Linked DNA regions of Homo sapiens: regions 2 and 3 are each linked to region 1. The links are chromatin contacts, found by Hi-C or POLR2A ChIA-PET in ENCODE. All regions are on one chromosome and are shown on one strand. Each heading gives the region's core, a stretch centred on a gene start or an enhancer-like site at or near the end of the contact. The rest is flanking DNA. Distances are from core to core; before and after follow the strand shown. Region 1 has its middle 71 kb from the start of MIR4771-2. Region 2 holds the start of LOC124906066 (a long non-coding RNA gene). Region 3 overlaps MIR4435-2HG (MIR4435-2 host gene).

What was found. Hi-C counts contacts between places; a loop is a spot of excess contacts on that map. ChIA-PET counts read pairs that join two places held with the same protein, here RNA polymerase II (POLR2A). Pooled maps may share reads with other maps.
Region 2: a pooled map shows a loop between it and region 1 (5-fold over the local background). The contact joins two enhancer-like sites. A Hi-C loop is called at or near these places in 4 of 50 pooled maps. POLR2A ChIA-PET finds 5 or more read pairs at or near these places in 2 of 52 experiments (IMR-90 and activated CD4-positive, alpha-beta memory T cell).
Region 3: a map of CD4-positive, alpha-beta memory T cell shows a loop between it and region 1 (31-fold over the local background). The contact joins two enhancer-like sites. A Hi-C loop is called at or near these places in 3 of 168 maps with a recorded cell type or tissue (CD4-positive, alpha-beta memory T cell, HCT116 and naive thymus-derived CD4-positive, alpha-beta T cell), 8 of 37 single-sample maps with no recorded cell type and 19 of 50 pooled maps. POLR2A ChIA-PET finds 5 or more read pairs at or near these places in 1 of 52 experiments (activated B cell).

Annotation. Positions count from the first base shown.
Region 1 is chr2:111,697,393-111,701,971 of GRCh38, reverse strand. No RefSeq gene overlaps it. Among named protein-coding and RNA genes, the nearest start is that of MIR4771-2, 71 kb to the left of the region's middle. Within about 2 kb of position 2,936, at least 20 of the 41 ENCODE cell types and tissues checked have a DNase peak (open chromatin) inside an H3K27ac peak, as active enhancers do.
Region 2 is chr2:111,531,691-111,536,606 of GRCh38, reverse strand. It overlaps LOC124906066 (a long non-coding RNA gene), which reads right to left and starts at 4,108. Exons shown (of 2, transcript XR_007087190.1): 1 at 2,423-4,108; 2 at 1-1,708. RefSeq lists enhancers at 3,328-3,829, 4,332-4,831. Within about 2 kb of position 1,591, at least 6 of the 41 ENCODE cell types and tissues checked have a DNase peak (open chromatin) inside an H3K27ac peak, as active enhancers do.
Region 3 is chr2:111,478,648-111,483,188 of GRCh38, reverse strand. All of the region lies in intron 1 of MIR4435-2HG (MIR4435-2 host gene), which reads left to right. Among named protein-coding and RNA genes, the nearest start is that of SOCAR, 11 kb to the left of the region's middle. Within about 2 kb of position 2,712, at least 2 of the 41 ENCODE cell types and tissues checked have a DNase peak (open chromatin) inside an H3K27ac peak, as active enhancers do.

The DNA of each region.
Region 1 (4,579 bases), core at 1,687-4,186:
ACGGGACTTGGCAGACTCAATTCTCCCCTTTGGCAGTTCCGAGCCCAAGACTTGAGGGTGATGCTAGGAGCCTCCAGTTCGCCCTCTGGGACCAACCAAGTTCTAGAATCCAGCTTTTCCACAGAGCGGTGAGCTTTCCAAGTTTGGGGTTATCTAGTCCTTATGTTCATCAAGTGTTCTCTCACATGAGTTGTAAGATTTCAGGGAAATGTAAGTTTTCTTGAGCTCTGGCTAATCAGAAATACTCTTAGAAGTGTCTCCACTCATTCATGAGTATCATCCATGTCCTTATTGCAGTCACATTTTACGAGTTGCACTGATCTCATTGGCCAGTCTCTGCTCCATGGTGTCCAGGACCTCAGCTGGTGAGGCGCAAAGTGTCAGGTGAGGTGCAAAGGCTGAGGCCTGGAGTCCTCCAAGGCTCCCTTGCACTTATGGCACTTCATGCCAGTTATCAGCTGGGACTTCGGTTGGAGCAGGCTGCCAGCACACCTGCGTGTGGCCTGGGCCTTCTCTCAGCACTGTAGCCTCAGGGCAGGAGTGGGTGTCAGATTTCTTACTTGGGGCTCAAGATTGCAAATACCAAGGTGGAGACTGCATCTCATTTTATGACCCAACCTTGGAAGTCATGTGAAACACTGGCTACATTCTTTTGGTTGCAGGCAAGTCCCAAACCTTTCCAGATTCAAGACATAGGGAATTAGATTCTAGCTCTTGGTGGAGGAAGATGAGTTTCTAGAATAGCATGTGGGATGGGAGGTATTCTGAGGCTACCTTTGGAAACACAATCTGCCATAGACCAGTCAGGGAGAAGGAAACTGTAATGCTTCCTCTTTCATCTGCCCAGGCTTACTGGTAGACACATGGTTGAGAAGGGCAAAACCTAGGCCAGGTGCGGTGGCTTACACCTGTAATCCCAGCACTTTAGGAGGCTGAGGTGTGCAGATCACTTGAGGTCAGGAGTTTGAGACCAGCCTGGCCAACATGGTGAAACCCTGTCTCTGCTGAAAATACAAAAATTAGCCAGGCATCGTGGCAGGCACCCGTAATCCCACCTACTCGGGAGGCTGAGGTGGGAGAATGCCTTGAACCCGGGTGGCAGAGGTTGCAGTGAGCCAAGATCACACCACTGCACTCCAGTCTGGGCAACAGAGTAAGACTCCATCTCAAAATAAATAAATAAATAAAGCAAAACCTGGCAGGAAAGCTCCCATGAACAACCAGTAATGGAAACAGTTGCAGATTTCTCATGCCTTTGACCAGGAAACACCCACATGGAGGGCAGGGGGCTTGGGCACCTCCATGTGGTTGGCCAGCTCCACGGGCTCTTCTGTACTCTTGAATCTGAGCTCTTGCATTATGCAGTGAAGTAGCTATTTCCTTGCCATTTTGGGCCAAAAATACTACCACAAAGCGGGGATGATAGCTTTCTGTAAAAGTGCTTTGTGTAGTGCCTGGGACCTAGTACATGCTTAACAAACAAGAATATTATTATTCTTGTCTGGCTTTCTCATAATCATTAATGCATGCTCTAGGAGGAATAGTGTGTCCTTTCTCTTCTTCTCCTTTTTTTTTTTTTTTTTTTTTTGAGATGGAGTCTTACTCTGTCGCCCAGGCTGGAGTGCAGTGGCTTGATCTCTGCTCACTGCAACCTCTGCCTCCTGGGTTCACGCCATTCTTCTGCCTCCGTCTCCCAAGTAGCTGGGACTACAGGTGTCCACCACCATGGCCAGCTAACTTTTTTGTATTTTTAGTAGAGATGGGGTTTCACCATGTTGGTCAGGCTGGTCTTGAACTCTTGACCTCAGGTGATCCACCTGCCTTGGCCTCCCAAAGTGCTGGGATTACAGGCGTGAGCCACCGCGCCCGGCCTCTCTTCTTTAGTCCAGAAGATGGACTGTGTGAAGAAAGTCTCCGCCCAGCCACTGTCCTGAGGGTTTATAAAAGTCCACCTCACCCTTACCAGCTCGAGTTCCTAAAAGGTGAGGAACTTTGTGGTGATAATTTTAACATTACAGTATCTATTCAGATAGGTAGAAAACTGACTTATTCTGTTTATTTTTTTATTTATTATTATTATTATTATTATTTTGAGATGTAGTCTTGCTCTGTCACCCAGGCTGGAGTACAGTGGCGCAATCTCAGCTCACTGCAACTTCCGCCTCCCAAGTTCAAGCAATTCTCCTGCCTCAGCCTCCCAAGTAGCTGGGACTACAGGCACCATATTAGCCAGGATGGTCTTGATCTCCTGACCTTGTGATCCACCCACCTCGGACTCCCAAAGTGCTGGGATTACAGGTGTGAGCCACCTCACCTGGCCTAAACTGCCTTATTTTAAAGCCTTTAGATTGTTATGTGTTTTGGGCATGTAATGCCTATTGAATGAATCTTATGTGTGGTGAGCATAATTATTTCAAAACATCTATGATCCAATAATTCTTTAATATTATCTCCTTGAACTTGCACACTGGCTGTCTATCACTGTTCAGGTGGAAAAGAAAGTAAACTTCTTTAAACAAGTGGCTTCAGGATCACAGTAACATTTGTTTTAGGGCTGTGTGTGTGTGTGTGTGTGTGTGTGTGTGTATCATGTTTTGATACTTAGATGCTTAGACTCAGAGCAGTAGCTCTGCTGGGGACTTAGTGAGTGACGGAATACCAGCAAATGGCCACATGTGGGTGTGCGTTCTCCACGTATGGATCAGAGACCTGGAGCACATGGAGGTTCTGCCAGCTCGCACACCAGCATTCAGCAAGCAGATGGTCCTGGCAATATTTGCAGCCATTGAAAATCATGTTTTCCAAGAATATTTAATGACGGAGAGAAATATGATCTAACGTGAAGTGAATTGCATCAAGACTCTGAACTGTGTACCCAGGATGGTCTGATGAGTCAGCTATAATAACCACAGGCAGGAAGTGGAGCCAACCAAACCCTGCTGACTCATTCCCATGGACGGGGAGAAGGGGAGGAAGCTCCTATAGAAGGTGCCCAGCCCTGGGAAGGTCAGTTAACGCCTGACTGACAGGGTCAGAGGAGGAGGAGGAGCGAGCCGGGCAAGAAAGGGGGCGAGGCTGCTGGGAACAGGACAGGGCAGCACCCCTGCAAAGGTCATCATGTGGACCATTTTCCCAGGTGCCAACCCCAAACTGTCCTACCCTTTTCACTAAAGGGTGTTGGCTGCCGAGCTCTTGTTTGGTAGTTCCTTGAGTGTCCCTTAAAGTCACGTCTACATGCTTTTTAAATTTTAATTTTACAGTACTATTTGAAAGGCAACTTGAATGTGGTCTAGTCCCATAACTAGAGGGTCGGCTGAAATGAATCTATGTGGCTTCAAAAATAAATTGCAAATGTATCTTTCAGTTGTCAACCCTAATAGTTATCAATAACTTGCTTTGGGAAAGATCTTTCATCTCTATGTATTTACTATGATTAGACTCCATTAATACTATTAATATTAATAATAATATTAATCTCTGTGGCCTTTGCAAACAGTGGTGTTTATTTATTTGTAGCTGTTGGTTCAGATAGAACTGAAAAGGAGGGAAAGTGGTTTGTCTTAAGAAGGTGATGAGATGGAAAAGAACACCTTCTGGTTCTGAAGTGACCGCTTTCCACGTGCCATTTTCCCGGCCCTGCTGCCCTGTGACCTCTCCCAGGATCACTTAAGGAAAGAAAGAGGAGCTCAGACTTCCCTTCAGGGGTCTGACACCCTGGGGGCTTGGCTGCCACAGGAGTTTCTTGGCATTCAGGCTGGGGACATCCTAATTCTTGCACCTGAGAGGCCCTGTCTCTCTTCCTCCAACATTACTGACAGGCATCACGGGGTTAATTGGTGTGTGTCTAAGTTCCTTCCAAGGGAAAAGTTGTGCACATCCTTGTTAAGAGGAAAAGGAAAAAAAAAAGCTTGTTTTTTTCAGGAGGTCTACATGTTTATTGTTGAAAATGTGTATATTGACTCTCTGCTATGTATCTTCTTGTTTTTTTAAATTTTTACTTTGAAATAATTATAGACTCATATGAAGTTGTAAACATAGTACAGAGAGGTCCTGGGTACCCTCCACCCAGGTTCCCCCATTGGTTATATCTTATATAATTATAGTACAGTACCCAAACCAGGAACCTGGCATTGGTATATTGTGTGTGTATAGTTTTATGACATTTTATTACATGTGGAGAGCACTGAAACCACTACCACAATCAGGACACAGAACTGATTCGTCGCCACAAAGGGACACTGCGCTTCCCCTCCGCAGTCACACCCCCTCCGCCCCCATCGTCCCCAACCCCCGTAACCACTAATCTGTTCTCCGTGTCTATATTTTAGAAATGTTATATAAATGGAATCACACAATATATGACCTTTTGAGGCTGGATTTTATTTAATTAATTTATTTATTTGAGACAGAGTCTGGCTCTGTTGCCCAGGCTGGAGTGCAGTGGCGTGATCTTGACTCACTGCAACCTCTGCCTCCTGGGTTAAAGCAACTCTCGTGCCTCAGTCTCTCAAGTAGCTGGGATTACAGGCATGTGCCACCACTCTTGGCTAATTTTTATATAGTATTTTCAGTAGAGATG
Region 2 (4,916 bases), core at 342-2,841, 160 kb after region 1:
GAAGTTGATGCATGGAGAAGTTAGATAACTTGCCTGAGGTCACACAGCTAACCTGGCAGTTCTTGAAGGTAACTCACAACAGATTTCCTCTAAATTAAATTCCATTCGGGCATTCAAAATAGAATTCTTTTCACAAAATGCATTTCACAACTTTTTCAGAAGACAGCAGTTGTTCACAGTGAATAAGCATTCAGCAGGTGGGCATGGCTAGAGCTGGGATGTTTGTCTCCACCAAATCTCATGTTGAAATTTGATCCCCAGTGTTAAGAAGTGGGGCCTAATGGGAGGTGTTTGGGTCATGAGGGTGAATCCTTCATGATAGATGAATGTCCTCCCTGGGTAGGGTGAGGGAGAATGAGTTCTCACTCTGTTAGTTTGTGAGAGCTGGTTGTTAAAAAGAGTGGATCACTTGAGGTCAGGAGTTCAAGACCAGCCTGGCCAACATGGCGAAACCACATCTCTACTAAAAATACAAAAAAATAAAAAAAATTAGCCGGGTGTGGTGGCGTGCACCTGTAATCACAGCTACTCAGGAGACTGAGGCAGGAGAATCGCTTGAACCTGGAATGTGGAGGTTGCAGTGAGCCGAGATCACACCATTGCACTCCAATCTGGACGTCAGAGCGAGACTCCATCTCAAAAAAAAAAAAAAAAAAAAAGAGCTTGGCACCTTCGTGTCCTCTTTCTTGCTTCTCCTCTCATGATGTGATCTCTGCACAGGGCTCCCCTTCACCTTCCACCGTAAGCAGATGCAGCCTGAAGCCCTCTTTGGAAGCAGATGCTGACACCCTGCTTGTACAGTCTGCAGACCCATGAGCCAGATACACCTCTTTTAAAAGTAAATACCCAGCCTCAGATATTTCTTCATAGCAAAACTACACAGACTGAGACAGGCATCCTAGCAGACTTCCCTCACGTGACCTCTGGCCAACTTTGCTTTCACATCAGCTGGTCAGAAACTTTCCTCCCCTGTTTTTGCACCAGGTGACCCTTCCTGCTCCTGTTAGGCTGACCCAGCAGAGATCCTTCTGCCCTGTCTACCTACAAGGCTGTTCTAACTGAGATAAGCATTGTAAAGGATGCCTGTCCTTGTCCTGGGCAAATGCCAGCTTCTTTCTGCAGAGTTTAATCCTTCAGGAATGTTTTGTTTTTCAGTTGTCTTCATTCAGTTAATAGATTTAAGTGTTTTCTTGATTCAGTAAACAGATCCCTTCCAGCTGTTCTCATTTGTTTTAGGGAACTACCTTTTGCCTATGGGAAGGATTCAGTGGGAATGGGAGAATCCCACAGAAAGACCCTCCAGTCTGTGTGACTGGCTGTAGTTCAGTGGAGTTCAGCTCATGCGTGGGGCACCTGCTGTGTTCAGACCTAGTCAGTCCTGTCCTCAAGGAAGGAGGGCTGGTCTGTGTGGGGAGGGGGCAGAGCTGTAGGAGTTCTTTCTGTGTCTCTCAGTGGGGAACCATGGCTTTTTGTTTTCTCATTCAAATATCTGAAAATATTTTATAGTCAAGCTTTGCAATCATTTCCTTAAAGGGTGTTTTCAAAAGTAGAGGGCTGGCTGCTTCACGTGGCAATATGACGTCAGGCCCATTAAACGGCCAGTGCTCAGTGAAGAGTGGTTTTCATGGTGAGGGCAACATAACAATGTTTCTGGGGTGCATCTACTGAATGGGAGGCATTGTACCATGTGCCCTGTCGCTTGGAATCCCTGGAAGAAAGCAGAACCGAGAAGAGAAGCCCGGGTTTAAAGCTGTGGTTTCTTTTTTGCAAGATAAAAACCATGTGATTTAGATATATGCAAACAAATCTTGAGTTAAAGGAAACTGAGTTTCAAATTAGATAATTGTCTCTGAGAAAGGCATTCATATATCTCATATTTCATTTCTAACTTTTTATCATAGAACATCTTAAACATACACCAAAATAGAGAAAATTATAATGAGCTCCCATCTGTCACTTGCCTTCAACAATGATCAACTTATGGCCAATTATGTTTCAGCTACAACCCAATCTCGCCCCATTCTAATTTTTTTAAAGCGTATCCTAAACATTGTATCATTTTATCTGTAAATATTTTAGTATATATCTCTAAATATATATGAACTCTTATTTTTAATAGACATAATCGTAATCATCATGATTTTAGGAAATGATTTTAATAAAAATCACACCCAATTCACGAAGTTAAAAAACCCTCCCAATATTCACACCCTTCTCATTACTCTTGGTTTTAAATGACTTTTCCTGTTGTTTGAAGCCCGCGTTGCAGTCTGACTCTGATCCTTCCAAAAACTGCTCCTAGAGAAGCTAGAGGTACGCTCTGAGATTAAGCTACCTCAACTTCAAGCCTCTGGATTCTGGGAGGAGTTGAGTCCACCCTCTGATCTAGAGTTTCCAGGCATGGCTTTGTGAATGCACCTACCTTCTTCCCGGATTTTTGCCCGTCTGACCCTCTTACACGAGAACATCCCCATGCATGGCTGTGGAAAATCCTCAAGTGCAGTGAAGGCAAGACTGAAAACAGAGCCGCTGCCAAACAGAGCAGCAAGTTGAAGGGCAAGTGCCTGTCAACACAATCCCCTTGAAAGACTATAAAGAGCTGCCAAAACATGAGATGCATCTGACATCCAGATAGTATTAGCTGACTGCTTCCCAAATGGGTTAGCTGTCTACAGAAACGCCCTAGGTAGCTGATATGAATCGCAAATGTGCTGTGACTTGATTAATTTGTAACAGTCAGAAATTAGGTAGTTCAGTGCTAGTCATGCTCAAGCTCAGTAGTAGCTGGTTTAGTTGTTTTTTGCTTTTTTCTGTTTGTAATTGGATCTAGGATGATAGTGTACCATCCCCCAGCAGTCATAGAAGACATGGTAAAAACTAGCTTTACACGGGTCCTGGACTTGAGGTCACGGGTGTGGAAGGTGATTCACTAGGGAGTTGGCTCTTAGCTTAGTGGGTCATGTATTTCTGAGAAGCTTCTTTCCTGAGGTTTACAGTCAGTTTCAGAGGTGAATGAACTGCTTCAGATGATCAGAAAGATACACTCTGTCATTATTCCCCCAAGAATAATCTTTGCTTCTGTAGTTACATTAAAGCTAAATTTTGCTGCCAGAGTAGGAGCCATCCATTATATTATAATCGATGACATGAATGTTTTGCTCAAGTTCAGATGTCTAATAAGAGTCATTTTCTTTCCGAGGGAGTGTTATCAGTTTCATGAATATGCGCTCTGTATTTCATTAGCATTCTTCTAGCAAAACATGATTCTGAGTCATTTCTGAAATATCTGCTCTCGCCTGCAACTTGTTTCTCAGTTTTTACAAAAATTGCCTTTTCTACTTACTGGCAGAAAAGTTTGATACCGCACGAGCCTAAAATGGGTATGCTGAGAAAAAACACAGCACACCTATGGAACCGTGACCACAACAGTGCATCGGTCTCTGTCCCACCGTCTCATTCGAGGTTAATCCCTCTCCACAGGGCGGCACCTCAGCAGGGAAGGGCGAGTCTGAGGACTGAGGGTAAACAGTCATGACATGGGTATTCACTATCATGGCTTTCTTAGATTTTTAAGCCAGAATGAAGTTCAGAGAGCTTGTCAGAGGATGTTGAATGAACAGAAAAGGAAATTTGGAACCCATATGAAAAGAGCTGCTTTATGAATCACAGAGAGCTTTTGAGTTCCAGCTTACAGTAATTCAAACACCACTCACTTATATTCAACTGAGAGCAGCTCTGGCCCAGCCTTGTCCCCTGACCCCGGGGACACTTTCTCTAGGATGAACAAGAGAAGATGTTCTCCACTGTACTAGCTGCCAGTGTGTTTCTTTCAACCGAGGAAGTATCTATGTCTCTTATTCTATGTCATTATTGTAAGAATGGTCTACCTTGATCCTTAGAAGCCAACCAGGATGGAGTCCCATTTTGCAGAGTCTGCTGTGACTGCCAGCCACCCCTGTACCATGGACTTCCACAGCAATGATGCTGTGCTGCATCTCCATCCAAAGGGATTGCATCTGTTTTAATTGCTTGACTTTCAAGGACACTCAGGGACAGGTACTCTTCCATAATTCTACGTCATCCCAGTTTCACGGGGGCATGAATCCCCCATCCCCTGCAAGGTCTACTGCTCTCCAAAGTGTGTGTCTTTGAGATGGAGGCTCTTCACAGGGTTCACCACCTCTGCAAGTAGGGCTGTGACAACTCAGCCTTGTGCACTGCCACAAAAGGCCCTTCAAGAGCTTCTAGAAATTTCTGGCTCACAGAAGCCACTGGAATACTGTAAATGGAGTTGGTTTTGGTGGCTCTGTCCTTTGATGGGAGGCTCTGTCTCCTGAGGCCAAGATTGAAGGCAGGATCTGAAGATTGTGCGCCTGGATCAACTCTAATCCTTTCCAGCCCAAGAGAGTTGTTCTTGCTTCTTCTTGGACTGTTGTGAGAAACTTCCACACTGACTGCTTGGAAGTGTCACATGTTGGACCTCTTGGTACCAGTGTCTCTGACAGACTCATACCACTGGGAGCTCAGAGCGAGTGGCTGAGGCCAGCAGAGCTGAACACTTAGTGCCCTGTCCCTGCATTCTGTGGGATCAAGAATGAACTGGAAGTAGGATGCCGCCCTAGAGGAGGCACAGGTGCTACAGAGGCAGCTCAGCTCAGGAAGCGGACGTGAACCCCTTCCTACCCCCCATTAGTGCTGTGGCCATGAGGCCCCCTCACCTGAGGGGGAACACCTCTGTCAGCCTGGCTATCTGCCACCAACAAACACATTTTCCTGGGAAGGGGCCTGGATTCCTCCAGTTGAGCCTCCTTAGATGCACAGGTTGCACCAGGGTGGAGGCCACAGCCAAAACCAAACAGTGTAGCATGAACAGGCCAGGCTCCCAGACTGGGAAGGGAGGACTGCCTGGAGGCAGC
Region 3 (4,541 bases), core at 1,463-3,962, 220 kb after region 1:
AAAGTGTGTGTCACCTGCTCTGTGTTCACCCACTGGGTTCATCAGAGGGGCACTTGAACAAAACAGGAATGTCACTGGAGAGGGGAACAAATGCTGTCCCCAAGTCCTTCCCTGCCGTTTAGAGTAACACAGCCCCTGTCCGCACATCCTCACCCCCATCTGCCCTCTGCTTGCCAGAATTATCAGAATCTCTCCATTCTAATTTCAGCCATTCTCTGTGAAAATGAAAAGTTAGTGGCAGGCAATGGACACCCTATTGAAATAGAAATTGTTCTTCATATGTCAGAAAAGTCCCAGAGTAATCTGGGAGTAATCTGAGCAAACTGATTCAAAGGATTATTACAATTTCTTAGTCTTCTACTGCTGCAAAAGTGGCACTCTTTGATTCTCATGTTTGAGGTTCTAATTGCTACCTCATGCAGGACTTACGAGAGATCAGCCATGCTGCTTACACTGTGTGTAGTGAATCAATGTTATTCTGAAGGGCCTCCTGGAAGCAGTAGAGATTGGAGAATGTATGTCTTTTAACATGATCATTCCCATCCTATGGGGGTTGGGCACTCTTAACTCATGTTGCAGATGAGTAAACTGAGGCTTTTGAGAGTTTGAGGGTGCACAGCTTGAGGCAGAGGTGGAATTCCCAGCTTCATCCAAGAAACCACGAATCTCCAATGGCTTGCACACATCCAGGTTTGCTGGATCCTATTTGCCAAGACCACATGCAGATTAGGAGCCTTCAAACAAATTATTTCCAAGGGAGGGCATCTTTCTCTGTAACCCCTACCCTGGCAATTCTCCATGGCCTCAGGGAGTCCAGCCGGAAGCTCTGCGATGAGTCCTGGGGAACTCTCATCTGGAAAAAGGCGCTCATGACAGGTGGTGCCAACCTTCCACGGATGCTTTTCAGCATCTCTTGGGATGAGGATACAGAATTTCTCTTTCACCCTGTAAACGTGGTAAATGAGGGAATAGAATTTCCAGCTTTAATTTTTCTGAATAGGATTCAAAAATGAAATTGTATAAAAAGGTATCCAGTGAAAAACACACACCCATCCCCATCTCCCATCCAGTTCCCTCCGTAACCCTTTTCTTAGTTTCTTATATGTCCTTTGCAAATACAGTATAAGCAAAAAAGAATGGGCCTTTTTCTTTTCTTCCTTATTTTCCACAAAATCTATCAAAATGGGTTTTTTTTTGTTTTGTTTTGTTTGAGACAGGGTCTCACTCTGTTGCCCAGGCTGGAGTGCAGTGACACCATCACGGTTCACTGCAGCCTCGACCTCCCCAGGCTCAGTTGATCCTCCCATCTCAGCCTTCTGAGTTGCTGGGACTACAAGCATGCATCACCAGACCTGGCTAATTTTTCTATTTTTTGTAGGGACAGGGTTTTGCTGTGTTGCCCAGGCTGGTCTCAATCTCCTGGACACAAGCAATCTGCCTGCCTCAGCCTCATAATGTATTCTTTAATGTTAAACCCCTTCTTGTGTTGAGAGGCCTGGCTTGTGTGTTTGAGCGCAGCTGCCTACCTTTGCAGCTGTAAATGTCAGGGCTCCAGGAGGGCTGGCTGGGTCTCCCCTCCTCCCCTGTTGGGTGGGTGGGGCCCTGAGCTTATCCAGGCAACCCCAGGGGAAGTGTGGATGGATGGGTGGATGGGTAGGCCCTGGCCTTCAGGGAATGCACTGTGTGTGGTCTTCCAGCCCCAGCAAAGTCTCAGGGGGCCCCAGCGGGAAGTCGCCATCCTCAGGGGGTCCGAGTGGGGAGTCGCCATCCTCACGGTCAGCCGTGGTTTCGAACTGAGCTCCCAGGGGCGGAGACTCCATTCCCCCGGGGAACAATCTGATAGCCAGAAATGAGAGCAGTGAGTGACTTGGACGCTGTGTGATTCAGGAGGGTCCCAGTCCCTCAGAGTCGCCTGGACACCAGATTGTATTTACAAAACAGATGGATGAGGAAATGGAGATTGGATCTTCAAAAGAATTAACCTCAGATTTTATTTATTTATTTTAAAAATTTTAATTTTTCCCAAGGACCCTTTCCAAGTCAAGAATTGTTTTAAAAAGAAGCCTGGTGAAGGCAAATGCTGTCTGTGGCCGAAGGCACCGTGAGGAGCTGAGGCTGACTTATGTTTCTCCTCTGGGCTACGTGCGCCTCTAAGGAGTTCACACACTTTAACCCCCTTAGGAACCCTACATGATCATCCTCGTTTCTTAAAGAGGAAGCAGAGCCAGCAAACAAGTGGGGGAGCCACAGTTCCAGCCCAGGTGTCACTGGGCCCTGCCTGCCCCAGCCGGCTCCTCAGGAGCACACGGCACCCCACGCGCGTGCAGGGGACAGCTGTCCTCACAGGAACAGCCCTGGGACCTACAGGACTTCCTGGGGTTTACCCTCAGATCACCCATGAGGTTAGAATCACAAAGCCCGGGAGTCAGGAGACACAGGGCAGCTGGAGGGAGGTCTTTACTGAGGCTACTGAGGCACAGCAGCCCCGTCTAGAGGCCTCCCTGAGAGGCACTTCCTGAGGAGTCTGGTGGATTTTGAGCTGCTTTTTAAACAACCTTCTCCTTAGCATAGACACTGACACTGAAGGGAAAGAAAGCAAATGGTCTGTTCTTAGTGGGAAGGCAACTTGCTTTCAGGGGAATGAGTTTGGGGAAAGAGGACTGGTAGAAGACACGACTAAGAAAGTGAGTAGGAGTCCAGACGTGTGTGATTCATCCTTTAGGGCCTCTGTGTGTGATGGGTTGACTTGTGTCTCCCAAAATTCACATGTGGACGTCCTTGCCCCTGGCAGCTCAGACGTGACCTTATTTGGAAATAGTGCCATTGCCGATGTAATTAGTTCAAATGAGGTCATGCTGGAGTCGGGTGGGCCCCTGATCCCATATCACTGGTGTCCTTATAAGAAGGGGAAATTTCAAGACAGACACACACTCAGGGAGTGCACCATGTGAAGACTGGACTTAAACAGCTACACCACCAGAAGCCGAGAGAGAGGCTGGAACATAGCCTTCCCTTTGGAGGTAGCCTGGCCCAGTGGGCACTGTGATCTCAGACTTCCAGCCTTCAGAACTGTGAGACAATATTTTATTGTTTAAGCCACTTATTTTTTGGTACTTTCTTACGGCAGCCCTAGCAGATGCTAATCCAGCGTGCGTCCTGGCAGAGGTTGAAGGGGGCTCCTCAAGTCCCAGGTCCAGCTTGGTGTGGTTCAGCTACTCGAGAGACATCTGCTGCTAATGGATGAGCAGTCAACCTGGACGCAGGAAATCATTTTTTATTTGGGTGAATACAATATTCTCCTTTTGTTTTCACTTTTCCTAAAAGTTAAATCAAGGTTCAAAAGAAAATCGAGGTTCAAAAGAAAAATTTGGTCTTTACATGTGCTAAAAAGAAAAAAACAAAAAGACTCATTTCATCTTTATATGGGATGGGATCCGTGCTCTGGTGGGCTACAGAGTGTGTCTCTGTGTGGGTCCCTGTACTCCATGCGAGGTTGGCGGCCGAGCCATGGTTCCCATGTGAGCAGGACAGTACAGTCTCACCTCACACAGAGAACCTCGCCCGAACATGGAACTTTCACCCACATTGCCATTTTCCCGCTCCCTTTCCCTCCTTTGAGGTTCACACTCGTCTCTTCAAATTAAAATTTACAAAGAGAGGAGATGGAGGCTCCCAAGTGGCCACAAAGTCACATTTTATGTGAGACCTTTTTGCCTCATTTGCTAGTTATTGAACAAAGGTGACTCTGAACCTAGCAGAAGCACGGGTTCAACACACAGTTCAGAAAAACAGGAACCATCAATTCATAAGAACTTAAAGAAAAAAATAGTTTAAAGAACTGAGAAGTTGCCACATTATAGTGAAAGAATGTTGGGTTTTGGAAATGACAAAAACGAGCAATCTTCACCTCGAAAATCCGGTGGAGTCAGTTACACAAGACATAACCGCACACAAACATGGCATTTCTGATAATATAATGGCATTTACAGTCAAGAAGCTTCTTTCAGAGTATTTCATGGAAAGTTATTTTAGTAGCAAGGGTAGCCTTAAGCAGTGAGTATTCGTCAAGAGAGTGAAACCTTGACTTCAAAGTCAAGAGGCGGAGGAGTGAGGACTCAGATCTGGAGGCGACCTGCAGGGCGGGTGCCCACGCACAGGTGTCCCAGCTGTGGACATCCCACGTGCACGGGAGTGGGCCAAAGAGCGGCCCATGGATCCCTGCCCACCTCAGAAATGTGAGCAGGCAGCTGGGGGGCATTTGGACTCTAACCGGGACAACCTAGTGGCCGGGCAGGGGATGCAGGCACCACAGGTCACAGTAGTTTGCTACGAGTGTCAGCTTTTAAAATTTTAAATAATCCTCTTATTGTAAAATTGAGGACATTATTTGAAGCAACGCAAAAACCATGTAAAAAAAATGTCTGTAGGATATGAATAGCATGTTTCTTTAAGGCAATATCTGAAGAAAATATAAAAGCCCCAGGTGAAAGACACCCTGGGAGCAGAGGTGCCCCTGAGGGTCGGCTGCCCCAGGACAGAGG